Regions from separate parts of the Homo sapiens genome. Here region 1 is linked to region 2. Evidence: chromatin contacts called from ENCODE Hi-C data. All regions are on one chromosome and are shown on one strand. Each heading gives the region's core, a stretch centred on a gene start or an enhancer-like site at or near the end of the contact. The rest is flanking DNA. Distances are from core to core; before and after follow the strand shown. Region 1 has its middle 71 kb from the start of GLS. Region 2 holds the start of OSGEPL1 (O-sialoglycoprotein endopeptidase like 1).

Region 1 (6,190 bases), core at 2,339-4,838, 1.0 Mb after region 2:
CCCCAAAAAACTAGCTGCATTTTCAGATTATAACTCTGGCTTACCACCATTTACTTATGGCAGCTTGTGAAAAATCACATTCTATTGATATTCTTAAAGTAGAGCTACACTGGCACTTGGGCAAGGTTGGGGTGAAGAGCAAAAAAAATTAGGATTCAATATATTGGATAATTATATGGGGATTAAGCAGGTTCTGTCATTGATGGTCATTAGTTTAGTGGCCAGGCGTTAAAGAATGGTGTTAGATCTCTCTCTCTCTCCTTTTTTTTTTTTTTTAACCTTGAGCAATACTGTTTAGCGTTCTTAAAGTGATATGGACTGACTTACCCAGGTTACATGATAGTTCCCTCTTAATCAATGAATATGGATTGCTTCACTTTTAATTGCTCTAAAATCTGTAGGAGACAGATGACAGTGCCTTGTCTTCCAGGGTCACAATAACAGAACTATTGACTACTAAGAATTAATGAAAAAAATAGTTTGATAAAAAAAGAATTGTTTTAATCTGTTAAAAATGGTTTGAGAAACTTTTTTTTTTGAGACAGAGTCTCACTCTGTTGCCAGGCTGGAGTGCAGTGGCACGACCTCGGCTCACTGCAACCTCCACCTCCCGGGTTCAAGCGATTCTCCTCCCTCAGCCTCCCAAGTAGCTGGGACTACAGGAGCATACCACGCCCAGCTAATTTTTGTAGTTTTAGTAGAGACAAGGTTTCACCATGTTGCCCAGGATGGTCTCAATCTCCTGACCTCATGGTCCGCCTGCCTCGGACCCCCAAAGTGCTGAGATTACAGGCATGAGCCACTGCACCTGGCCTTAAGAAACTTTTATAATATTCTCCTATTTACTATGAATTTTAAACCACATGCATTTTTCTGTCTACTTTAAGATAAATTATTGTTAAAGAAAAAATAAAATTACAGAGATGTTATTTATATTTACTTTTAAGAGAAAGTAGTCAGAGTCATGTGATCATAGGAATAGACATTTTCTATCTAGCCTAGCCTGAGAATTAGGTGATATGCCATATTCTTCCTGTGCCATCTAGTGGGAGACTCAAATGGTTTTATGTGAGTTTTGTATAGATTGTCATTAATTTTTTAAACTTTTCATTTGTAGCAAATCAACCAGATTAATAACTGGTATATATCAAATTAGAGGTGGAAACCAAAACTGAAACAGAGAAAACAAAGTACAAACTATGTCTTCTGTTACAAACAACTTTATGGCAGGGTGTGCTCAAGCTTCCAGCTCTCATCACTAATGATGCCAATGGAGAGTCCATGGATAAAATCTAGGCAATAACCAGTATTGGTAAATCATGATAGTATAATATGATGATGCATCTGATTTAATCAGCCAAGAACATCCTAAAGACAGTATTCCTAGATTTAAATAGAATAGAATGCCTTTCACATGCTGTTTCCTGTCTTTACACTTCCCTTCTCTGCATGATGAAATTTTGCTCATCTTTCAAGAGTCCTCAGGCCTTTGATAGCTGTATGCTTCAGTGAATTAGAAAAGATCATGTATCATCTCCTCTGTGAAACTTGTCTTTTTTCACAATCTGCCTGCATATAATACATAGATAAACAGACACAGACACACACACTGCAGCAGGTCTAAATGGTCCCTGCCTGTTGTTCCAGAGTACTTTGTGCGCATGCTTCTGTTACCACATTAACTCATATGATAGTTTTCACAGATTGAGCTGCTTGAGGACAAGGGTCATGTGTTCATCTTTGGGTTGTACACCACCTTGAATGAATGAAAGGACAAAAGTCTTTATAGAGTCATCACTGCTGCCCATTTCTCTGCCTCACTTGGTTGTAGAAGCCACTTACATCCAAGTTCCAATGACTGGGCTGCGGACAGATGAAGAATAACAGTGTGTGTGTAACAGGGAAAGACAAAGCATGGAGGGAGAAAAGGGAGTAACAAATCAGTAGGAATAGTGTTCCAAGGGATCTATGATGAGCTTCGCCATGCTGTACCTTCTCCCTCCACCCTTAGCCCTCATCTTCCCTAACCCTAAGAGACAAACTGTCTCACAGTTGAGGCGTTGGCTTTGTTCCACTTGTGCATACTGCCCATGGACAGCAGTGATGGTCACAGAGGACTCAAGTGCTGATAATGATGGTTTAGGTGGCAGTGAAGAAAAAAACTATACAATTGTCCGTAAACCAATGCATATTTGTATATGAAGCCTGTCACTTAGGTCCAATTCCAAATACCTGGCCTTTCTGGACATTCTCTTTTACTGGCTTAAAGTAGGTATGAGGGATTTTCCCATGACCATGTTCCAGAAAGAACAGTCACCCCTCCTGGGACCTCCTGAGAGAAGCACCATCAACAGACTACTGCAGCCTCAAAGAGCTACTTCATCTTTAAACTCCTACAGCACTTACTGGCATGGTCTAGTCCTGTTAGATAGTATCTTGATTCATTGTTCCATTTGCATTGGGTCTCCTGATTGGACTGTAAGCCCCCTGAGGTTAAGAGCCATATCTAATGCTTCCCTCCAGAGCTCCTAGGACAACAGAGTAGAGTGAGGGTCTTAGAATAATATATATTCTGACATTGGTTAACTGAAAAACAAATACTCAATTTATTTTTTATATTATTTCATATATGACATTATTTTATATTATTATATCTTTTTTTTCCCATCCATTCTCACATCTTTCATGCCCATTGCCTCTTTTTTCCTATACCCCATTCCTCTTTCACAGGGCATTATCTTCCAAAGAGTCCTAATGACCCAGCTCTGCCACAGCCACCATGGTAAGTGAAGTCCAGTGCAGAACAAGGTAAACAGACACAATCCTGCCCTGGAGAGACTGTCATACTGAGTAGACCCACAGTCAGAGGACACAGAGAGGAGAGGAAGCAATAAACAAAAATTCCATTGAGCTGGTAGGGTCATAAAGTGTGTTGCAACCATACTTCAAACAAGGTCAGCCCAGAACTAACAGAAACTCTATGATTAGCACCATCTCCTTCACTTCCTAATTGCAAACACGAAAGACACATTCCTTCTCTATTTGTGCTCTGGCCTGGTAAGAATGGGAAAGCAACTTAAACCCATTTGAGGTTATAATTGCTTTTTTTTTTATGTTTACAAATCTTATTTTATCAAGTAGTCAGTTGTTCAGGCCGAGAGAGTGTAGGACAAATTTTTCTTTCAGCGTGAACACGTGAAGTACACGTGAGGTCTGTAGGGTATGGAGGAGGCCTCAGGGGATGAATCATGTGGTCTAAGGTCCACAACTAGGAGGTTGTTCAGGGCAAATTGCAGAGTGAGAGAACTGCAGGCAGGAGAAGATTTCAAATATTCCAGTCCCCACTTCAGAAAATGGCATCTCTGTATTTTCAGTGAGTTCAAGCTGAAAACCTTGCACTTTTGATTTATCTCTCCTGTCACATCCCCATTTAATCTAATGGCACATCTTGCTGGTTTGGGGGAAAATTCTTCCAAAATATATCTAGTATCTCCAGTTTCCACCACTCTAGTGCCACCCAGGTAATCTATGCCAGCCCCCAGTCCCATTAGAACTTCTGCAGTAGCCTCTACCTTGGTCTCTCTGCCACCCCCTTCCACCTCCACATAGCAGCCAAAATGATGTTGGCAAAGCATGAGTCATGTATCATTTAAGGTAATAGTAGCTACTGTAACAAGGAAATCCCCACATTTGAATAATACACATTTTGTGTTCCATTTTTTATTGCTCAGGGAATAGTTCATGTGGGGACTCCTTGTCAATGCCAGGCTGGGAGAGGGAGAGCCCAGTCATCTTAATACATGGAATCAACACCCAGCTGGTAGAAGGGCGGAGAGAACATGAAGCAGGCATATCTGCTCCTTCAATACCTCTGCCCAAAAGTCACCCATAAATCACTTCTGCTCTCCTTCCAATGGCCAGAATTCATCTATGACATCTCTAGATGCAAGGAAGTGCGCTGGCTGGGCAGCTGCTTCCCTACAACAACTTCACAGCTTCACAACTCCACAATTCTATAACTCTACAACTCCAAAATTCCACAACTCTACAACTCTTTAGTGACAGCTGCCATCTGTTCAAATGTGAGGTGGGTCTTATCGCTCGCCTGCTTACCACTGTCCAAGAGCTTCCCATCTAACTAAATAAAAAATTAAAATCCCAGCACTTTGGGGGGCTGAGGCGGGAGAATTGCTTGAGCCCAGGAGTTTGAGACCAGCCTGGGCAACACAGGGAGACCACCCCCTAACACAAAAGTTAGTCGGGTGTGGTGGCATGCATTTGTAGTCCCAGCTACTTGGGAGACTGAAGTGGGAGAAATGCTTGAGCCCAGGAAGTCAAGGCTGCAGTGAGCTGTGATTGTCACTGCATTCCGCCTGGGTGACACAGTGCAACCCTCTCAAAAAAGAAAGAAAAAGAGAGAAAGGAAAGGAAAGGAAAGGAAAGGAAAGGAAAGGAAAGGAAAGGAAAGGAAAGGCAAAAGGCAAAAGGAATGGCAAAAGGCAAAAGGAAAGGAAAAGAAGAAAAGAGATCCAAAATCCGAAGCCTCCGGACCTCATACCACCCTCCTGGGCTCATTGTGCTCCAGCCTCTCTCACCCTTTTTCTGATCCTTGCTTATTCCCACCTCAGCAGTTGCTGTTTTCTCTGCCTTGAATATTCTTTCACCAGATCCCTTTTCATCAGGTAAGTAGATAGAAAATGGGACCCAGGAATTTGCACTTTAACAGGCACCCAGTGACCCTGGTGCCGACGGTCAGTGGTCTATACTTTGAGAAGCACTGGTACAGTGGTTAAGAATGTGGACTATGGGATCAGAGGGCTTGGGTTCAAATATTATGAACCCAAAGACTTGCCGAATCTCTAACTTTGGGTACTTTATTTGCCCTCTCTAATGCTCGATTTCCTCACCCATGAAATAGAGATAACAACAGAAATCACTTGGTTGCCGTAAGTAAACAGAAACTTGGTTGTTGCAAGAAACAAAAACATGGTTGCTGTAAGCAAAATGAGGTCAAATCAAGATACCAGGTCTGACACATAGTAAGTGGTACAAAGGAGTGCCTACAGATGCATCATGCAGCTTTAGAAAAAGTAGGGTGGAACTGGACAAAAGAAGATTTGAGCAAGTGAATCTTAAATGAGAAAGTGATGTGACTCCTGTGCTTCCTGGGGCTAAGGGATGCCACCATAGAGTCCTAAGGAGTGGAGGGGTATGTCGGATGGTTTGAGATGCCTGTGTCACAGTCACTCTGAGCAATGATGAAAGAAGGTTAGATCTGGGAAAGGGGGCCCTACCAGGAGCTTGTTTCACTAGGCCAGATGGAAGAAGATTCAGTTGTATGAATTGAACAGAGAGATGAGTTAGAGGGAGAAGAAAGCAGCAAGAAGCAGCAAAAGAAGGTTAACAACATGAAAACAGACCAAGGGAAAAGATTGAAGGGAAATGTGTGTTGTCTCAGGATGGGCAGGACCTACTGCAATGGAAGGGCACTAATTCCTAGATTATACCCAAGAATGCCAGTAGATACCAGAAAGTGGTAAAATAGCAAATGAAGTCATAGAAGCCAGAGTTAGTGACAACACTTTAAGGAAGTCATTATAATTACAGTTGAAAAGGGTGAACTGGTGGCATCCAGTCAAAGGTTGCAAAGATAATGGCACTAGAAATTGTCCTTTCAATTTTCCTGAAGTTGCCAGAAATATCCTAGTTGAGGGTAGCAGCTTCTAGGGATAGAAGAAGTACAAGGGGAAGGAGAACAAAGTTGATTAAAGAAAGTCAATGTCCTATATGTGGTTAAGAAGTAGATGCATTTAGTATAAAGTATATGTTCAAGGAACACAAATATACAAGAAAGAAATGGAGCAGTGGCCAGGAGTAAAGTTTGAGTCCATGTTAGTACCACATGCACATGCACTCTTTCTCTCTCCTATGAAAACTTTCCGTGGCTTCCATATAAAGTCCCTTTTACTGTCCCCTACCCCTACACTTTAAACTGACTGCTGACCTAGTTTGAGTATGATTAAAGTTCCATGTAGGTTGAGTGATCCAGGTTTTGTGGGGGCTAAAACGTATATTATTTGGCTGATCCTTCTCAAGAAAAAGAACATAAAATTAGAAATATAAAGTTAGGTACAAAAAAGAATATTTATTAAGGATAAGAAAAGGATTCATAATAAGTTACTGGAGCCTT
Region 2 (6,781 bases), core at 3,517-6,016:
GGGGCGTATTTTCCCCTTGGTACTGTGTCGCGATAGTCAATGAGTTCTCATGAGATCTTGTTGTTTAAAAGTGTGGGCCGGGAGTGGTGGTTCACGCCTGTAATCCCATCACTTTGGGAGGCCGAGGTGGGTGGATCACTTGAGGTCGGGAGTTCGAGACAGCCTGACCAACATGGAGAAACCCCATCTCTACTAAAAATACAAAATTAGCTGGGCATGGTGGCGCATGCCTATAATCCCAGCTATTCTGAAGGCTGAGGGGGGAGAATCGCTTGAACCCGGGAGGCGGAGGTTGTGATGAGCCAAGATTGCACCATTGCACTCTGGTCTGGGCAACAAGAGCAAAACTCCATCTCAAAAGAAAAAAAAAAGTGTGTAGCACCTCACCCCCCCTCTCTCGGTCCTGCTCCTGCCATGTAAGACGCCTACTCCCAATTTGCCTTCCGCCATGAGTAAAAGCTCCCTGGGCCTCCCCAGAAGCAGATGCTGCCACGCTTCCTACACAGCCTGTGGAAACACGAACCAATTAAACCTCTTTTCTTTATAAATTACCCAGTCTCAGGTATTTCGTTATAGCAGTGCAAGAATGAACTAACACAGGTTATAATATTCTTTCCATCTCCATTCACTGAAGGCCTAACGAAAGGCCACTGAACACCTGTGATGTGTCAAACATTGTGTTAGGCACTAGGCATAGCATAGTGATTAATATAGACATGGCCCCTGTCACCTTGGCACTTAGACTCTACTGAGAGAGATTATACATACACAAGCAAATGTATAAATTGTGAAAGTATTACAAAGAAAATATGCAGGGTATGATGATACAGAATAAATAGGATGGGAGTACCTAATTTAGATAAAGTGGTCAGGGTAGTCCTTTCTGTGCCATTAACTTTTACATGTTCAAAAGTTCAGTGCACTCAGGAAAAACTGAAAGGACTGTGAAGCTGAGGCACGGTAATAATAGTTACTGTCTGCACCACTTGTTTTTCCTTATGCTATGCTGCCTTGCACTATTAATTCTCCTTGTAGGTCTAGACATCATGTCTCCATAATCAAGTTAAGCTTCCTTAAACCAAGGACTTTGCAGTACTTCACAGTGCCTTACTAATATCCAACACAGTCCCTTTCACATAGTTATTGTTTGAGGCTCAATCTGCCTCTTTACATACATTATTTCTAATGCCACCCTCCCGTAATTCTATGAGGCAGATGTTAATTTTCCTTTTTTTTTTTTTGAGACAGACTCTCACTCTGTCGCCCGGGCTGGAGTCCAATGGCGCGATCTCTGCTCACTGCAAGCTCCGCCTCCCGGGTTCACGCCATTCTCCTGCCTCAGCCTCCCAAGTAGCTGCGACTACAGGCGTCCGCCACCACGCCTGGCTAATTTTTTTTGTATTTTTAGTAGAGATGGGGTTTCACCATGTTAGCCAGGATGGTCTCAATCTCCTGACCTCATGGTCCACTTGCCTCGGCCTCCCAAAGTGATGCGATTACAGGCGTGAGCCACAGCGCCCAGCCAATTTTCCTATTTTACTGATGTGAAAACAGAATCAGAGAGGATATGGAACTTGCCTACAGTTACAGAGCCAATACCAAGTGCTTAATTCAGGATTCAAATACAGGACTGTGATTCCAAAATACCAGGCTTTTTCACTATTCAGATGTTGTAAATTGATAGCTTAAAGGTATACTCATCTGTAGAGTATTTTATTCTTATTTATTTATTTATTTATTTTTTTAGTATTTATTGATCATTCTTGGGTGTTTCTCGGAGAGGGGGATTTGGCAGGGCCATAGGACAATAGTGGAGAGAAGGTCAGCAGATAAACATGTGAACAAAGGTCTCTGGTTTTCCTAGGCAGAGGACTCTGCGGCCTTCTGCAGTGTTTATGTCCCTGGGTACTTGAGATTAGGGAGTGGTGATGACTCTTAACGAGTATGCTGCCTTCAAGCATCTGTCTAACAAAGCACATCTTGCACCGCCCTTAATCCATTTAACCCTGAGTTGACACAGCACATGTTTCAGAGAGCACGGGGTTGGGGGTAAGGTTATAGATCAACAGCATCCCAAGGCAGAAGGATTTTTCTTAGTATAGAACAAAATGGAGTCTCCTATGTCTACTTCTTTCTACACAGACATATTAACAATCTGATCTCTCTTTCTTTTCCCCACATTTCCCCCTTTTCTATTCGACAAAACCGCCATTGTCATCATGGCCCGTTCTCAATGAACTGTTGGGTACACCTCCCAGACGGGGTGGCAGCCGGGCAGAGGGGCTCCTCACTTCCCAGAGGTGGCGGCCAGGCGGAGGGGCCCCCACCCCTAAGACGGGGCGGCTGCCGGGCAGAGGCGCCCCCACCTCCCAGACGGGGCGGCTGCTGGGCGGGGGCGCCCCCCACCTCCCAAGAGTATTTTAATATATTCTAAATTAGCTACTAATGTAAAAAATCTGCAAATACATTAACAATCTGGATTTCCAGCCCGGCGCGGTGTCTCACGCCTGTAATCCCTGCACTTTGGGAGGCCGAGGTAGGTGGATCAAGAGGTCAGGAGATTGAGACCATCCTGGCCAACATGGTGAAACCCCGTCTCTACTAAAATGCAAAAAATCAGCTGGGCGTGGTGGCACGTGCCTGTAATCCCAGCTACTTGGGAGGCTGAGACAGGGGAATCGTTTGAACTCGAGAGGCGGAGATTGCAGTGAGCCGAGATCATGCCACTGCACTCCAGCCTGGTGACAGAGTGAGACTCTGTCTCACCAAAAAAAAAGAAAAAAAAAATCTGGATTTCCATTTTCCCTTGAAAATTATAATAATCTAATAACACAGGTCCTGCATTCCCACATGACAACTGGCTAGAGCTGAGTAGTGACCTCCTCCAGACATTTTCCACTTTTTATCTTGTCCATTTATTTAGGTAACCTGCCTGGTAGTCCTCTATAAACATCACAGTTTATAATCCTTGCACCATTCTATGCTTTAATACAACAGTGTATTATTATTTAAGTACTAATACAAGTTATATGTATAAATATGAATAGGATTTTTTTTTTCAATGACTAACAGTTTTCCTAGGACTTCAGCTGAGACCATGAAACATAGAAGTGGAGAAAAGAAGGAATGCATTACTGAAGGAAAATCAATAAATACGGAAGCTGGGAATGAGCTCAGTTTCTTTTGGCAACAGGATTAGTTAAGGTTGGGACCTTATTGTGAAGACCCTTAAAAGCCAGGATGAAGTGTTTGAGGTTTTCTATAGCAGTTATTAAAAGTGTTTGCAAAAAGGAATAAGACAGTAGCTCCTGAAAACTTTTATATATGACAAATACAAAAGAATGATTTTACTTTTTCCAAAAAAGTGGAAATGACTAAGATAATGTCTACTTACTTTAAATGAACTTCAGTTTGGGAATGTATTGCTTCTCCCAACACATTTCCAGTTTCATCCACCACAGCAGCTGCTGTATCATCACAACTAGTTTCAATTCCCAATACTATTTTATGAAGAAATAGTGTTCCAGGATGAAAATTAAAACTTCTTAAAAATTCATAAACTTTCCTTTTTGATGGTTTAAAAAAAACTCCTGCAGTCTTAGTCAAGATTAGCATACTTACTCTATAGATAATTCCTGAAAAAGAATTACAGAAACAACTTATTATTTGCAACTGACATTAGCCAGCTTATTTTTCAATATATAGTTTTACAGAATTACAGGAAAGTTTGTAAAAGTCACCAAAAGTTTGTAAAGGCTATAGCAACATGGGAATATAAATAATATTATGAATGAATATAATGTTCTCCAAGGGGGAAAACAGGGGTCAGATATAAAATTTTTTAGTATTATTATTACTTGCATGCTGTTCCTACCAAAAGACTTACTATTAAGACAGCTAATATAAAGTACAATAATTGATAGAGTCCTCTGAAAAGTGCTATTTATTTTTTGACAGCTAAAATTAAGACAAAATGTGGATTTTCTAAAAAGAATCAAACAACAAAGGCAGATGGAACAGATAAAAATACTGTTAATGTATTCCATCTCCTAAAAACATCTTTCAAAATAAAACTGGATCATTTGGTTCAAAAACAAGAGTTAACATAAACACACACACGCCAACTGCAACCTAACACCTATTTTATCCTTAATTGCAATCTTTGGAATTAAATCTCCACTTTTTGCTACAGGTTTTGTCATAACAAGGATCTTCCCAAATCCTTTTCCCCCAAAATAATAGCAGCCCATCACTAAAGCACACTAGTATTTTCACACTGCGAAGCACCTAATTTTATGCCCCCAGATCATCCGTTCTAAAACTTTCTGGGTGTTAAAGCAGGGCCTTTCTCCACCACACTAAAGGGACACGGCATCCCAGGGATTAGAGATGAGCGACCTATTTGCAGAAGGCAGTTGCGGGCAGTGCAGCCCAGACAGACACAACCTAGAGGAATTAGATTTGCATTAACAAAATCTGGACAAGGAGGATTGTACGAAGCACTACCCTTTCGGGCCAAGAAAGCTGCAGGCTGAACCCACGTGACTTGGGTAGCGCTGGTCTCCTGTCGGCTGTAAGGCGGCGACGGGCGCAAACTGGAACCGCTTTTCCAGGTGCGCAAAAGCGTCAGTGGGGTGAAGAGTGAGCAATTTCACCCACCTTCCACTTGGGCGGCAGTAGCTAGCACTTGTCTCCTTTCCCTACTAAAGACTGTCGACTGCCCTTATCGCTGCAGGAGAAAGCCCGAACCTGGCGCCCGGAAGTGATGTCATCGGAACTGTGCAAGGTCCCGTCCAGAGCTGGCTGCTGTTCCGCTAGCGAGCGGCATGCTTAGTGAAGAAAAGCTTAAAGGCCGTCTTTGCCCAAAACGCTCTCTGTGCGCACCTGCATTTCCCCCAGATTTGCAGGTGATGAGAGTTCTGTAAAATTACACAGCTAGTGACTGATCCAGCGGAGGCCGAATACAGGTTTGTCTGACTACACAACATCAAGTTCCAAACACTAAGCTACATTAAAAAGAAATTTTTTTTTTGCCCTTGGCTGGAATTTGGTTGCTACTGTGAGAAAAGGATGGGGTAGATTATTCGTCATTCATTTTTAAGGGAACTATCATCAAATCTAAACTTAGGGGTGAGGTACCTGATACTTTCATCGGAGAAATAGGATGGAATCTAGCGGCGCCCCCTAGCAGGGTTACCAAAGAACGGAAGTGTTTCTCATCGGACAGTGTAAACCGTTTCTCCCACTTCACTAGGAAGAAAGGGGCTGGCTTATTTTTACAATTAAAAAAAAAAAAAATCGGGAGACTGAGGCAGGAGAACTGCTTGAACTGGGACCCGGGAGGCGGAGGTAGCAGTGAGCCGAGATCGCGCCACTGCACTCCAGCCTGAGCTACAGAGCGAGACTCTGTCTCAAAAAAAAAAAAAAAAAAAAAAAAAAGGCTGTGGTAAATATTCAGTTGCCTTAAACCATCCTATTTTCATAATGCATTATGTTGTCCTTCCTTACTATGTACATGAAATTCAGCATGGTATGTTTTCAAAGTCTTGCACCTGCTTTTTTTTTTTTTTTTCTTTTATTGGTTTGTGAACTTTGTTTTGAACATTGGACAGATTTATTCCAAGAGTCAGGCTTTTCCCCTGCTGGTATTTAAGATTTTAGTAAGCAAGGACCTTAGAATCCACTGTTGTACAGGGCTGGCATATATACCTGCACTTTGCACGTTGTGAAGCTCTGGGTATAAAAGATGAGTAAATCCCATAACAACATGTTGGGAAGCCACAGAGTACAGTCTAGAGGTGGATACAGATAAATAAGTAAATAATTACCAGAATATGGTTGAGGTTTTTTATTTGGAACTTATGTTTTTCAAAAATTTCATTTATGTGTAACAATAATGATAAAGTGGCACTATGTACCAGGCACCTGCTGTAGATTAATTTCTTTCAAAATCCCATGAAATAGTTTCTGTCCTCATTTTACAGGCAACTGGGCCACAGAGTTTGGGTGCTTTGGAGGTCACACAACTAGGAAAAGCAAAGCTAGGATTAGAAGTCAGGACATCTGGCACTGGAGTCTGTTTTCTTAACTGCTAGAAGAGAAAATAACTCACATTTTCTCTAGGGTGCACTGTTGGCCTAAACAAGGGAAAAAAGAAAAATTAAAACCTAAAAGTTAAGAAAAATTAGTCATACGGTTAGAGAGGTCAGAGCTTATTTCTGTTATACACTGGAATCCAGTTTGAACATAAAACCTTTCACATCAGGTATTATTTTTCTTACAATTCCAATTATGTTCAGCAAGTATATCCCAATGCTCTTCTGTGCTGTCAAGACAAGCAAGATCCTATTGTGTGTGCTATCATTGGTAGATTCCTCGTCTAGGCACTCTTGGCCAGTGTTGAGTCCGAATGCTGTTATTATGTGAAACAGGAGAACTCTAGGGCACATTAGTATGGAATTTTATCTTTCCCTTGACCGAATATATGTAAAGTGGCACTTATACAAGTCCCATGTATTTAGCAAAGATATACATTTTTTATGTTCTCTATTGTAACATAGGAGAGGGTTATTGGGGGAAAGGCATGTATGCTCTCTGAGGCCTGTCTGTACTTTTATGCAGATAGTTAGAATGCCACTCATGGGCATTCTCAAAAAATATGGCCTATGTAAGTTCAACATAAATCGAGAGTTCCAGCTGAATCTAGATATGCTTATTTGGTCTCAGATATTGTGTGTCTAGCTTTCCATTTGTAGCCTTCAGAGGAAAATTTTATTATTAA

The links. A loop is a pair of places that touch in the nucleus more often than their neighbours do. Pooled maps may share reads with other maps.
Region 1: a loop to region 2 is called in a map of HCT116, with 4 times the contacts of the local background. The contact joins the enhancer-like site here to the promoter of OSGEPL1 in region 2. A Hi-C loop is called at or near these places in 2 of 168 maps with a recorded cell type or tissue (HCT116 and naive thymus-derived CD4-positive, alpha-beta T cell) and 7 of 50 pooled maps.

The regions. Positions count from the first base shown.
Region 1 is chr2:190,806,388-190,812,577 of GRCh38, forward strand. No RefSeq gene overlaps it. Among named protein-coding and RNA genes, the nearest start is that of GLS, 71 kb to the right of the region's middle. Within about 2 kb of position 3,589, at least 3 of the 41 ENCODE cell types and tissues checked have a DNase peak (open chromatin) inside an H3K27ac peak, as active enhancers do.
Region 2 is chr2:189,758,026-189,764,806 of GRCh38, forward strand. It overlaps OSGEPL1 (O-sialoglycoprotein endopeptidase like 1), which reads right to left and starts at 4,767. Exons shown (of 9, transcript NM_022353.3): 1 at 4,660-4,767; 2 at 3,395-3,635. The coding sequence starts at 3,615. OSGEPL1-AS1 (OSGEPL1 antisense RNA 1) reads left to right here and starts at 4,755. Exons shown (of 2, transcript NR_102429.1): 1 at 4,755-4,967. It also overlaps a transcript of ANKAR not described here and a transcript of ORMDL1 not described here. RefSeq lists enhancers at 4,250-4,409, 4,696-5,442.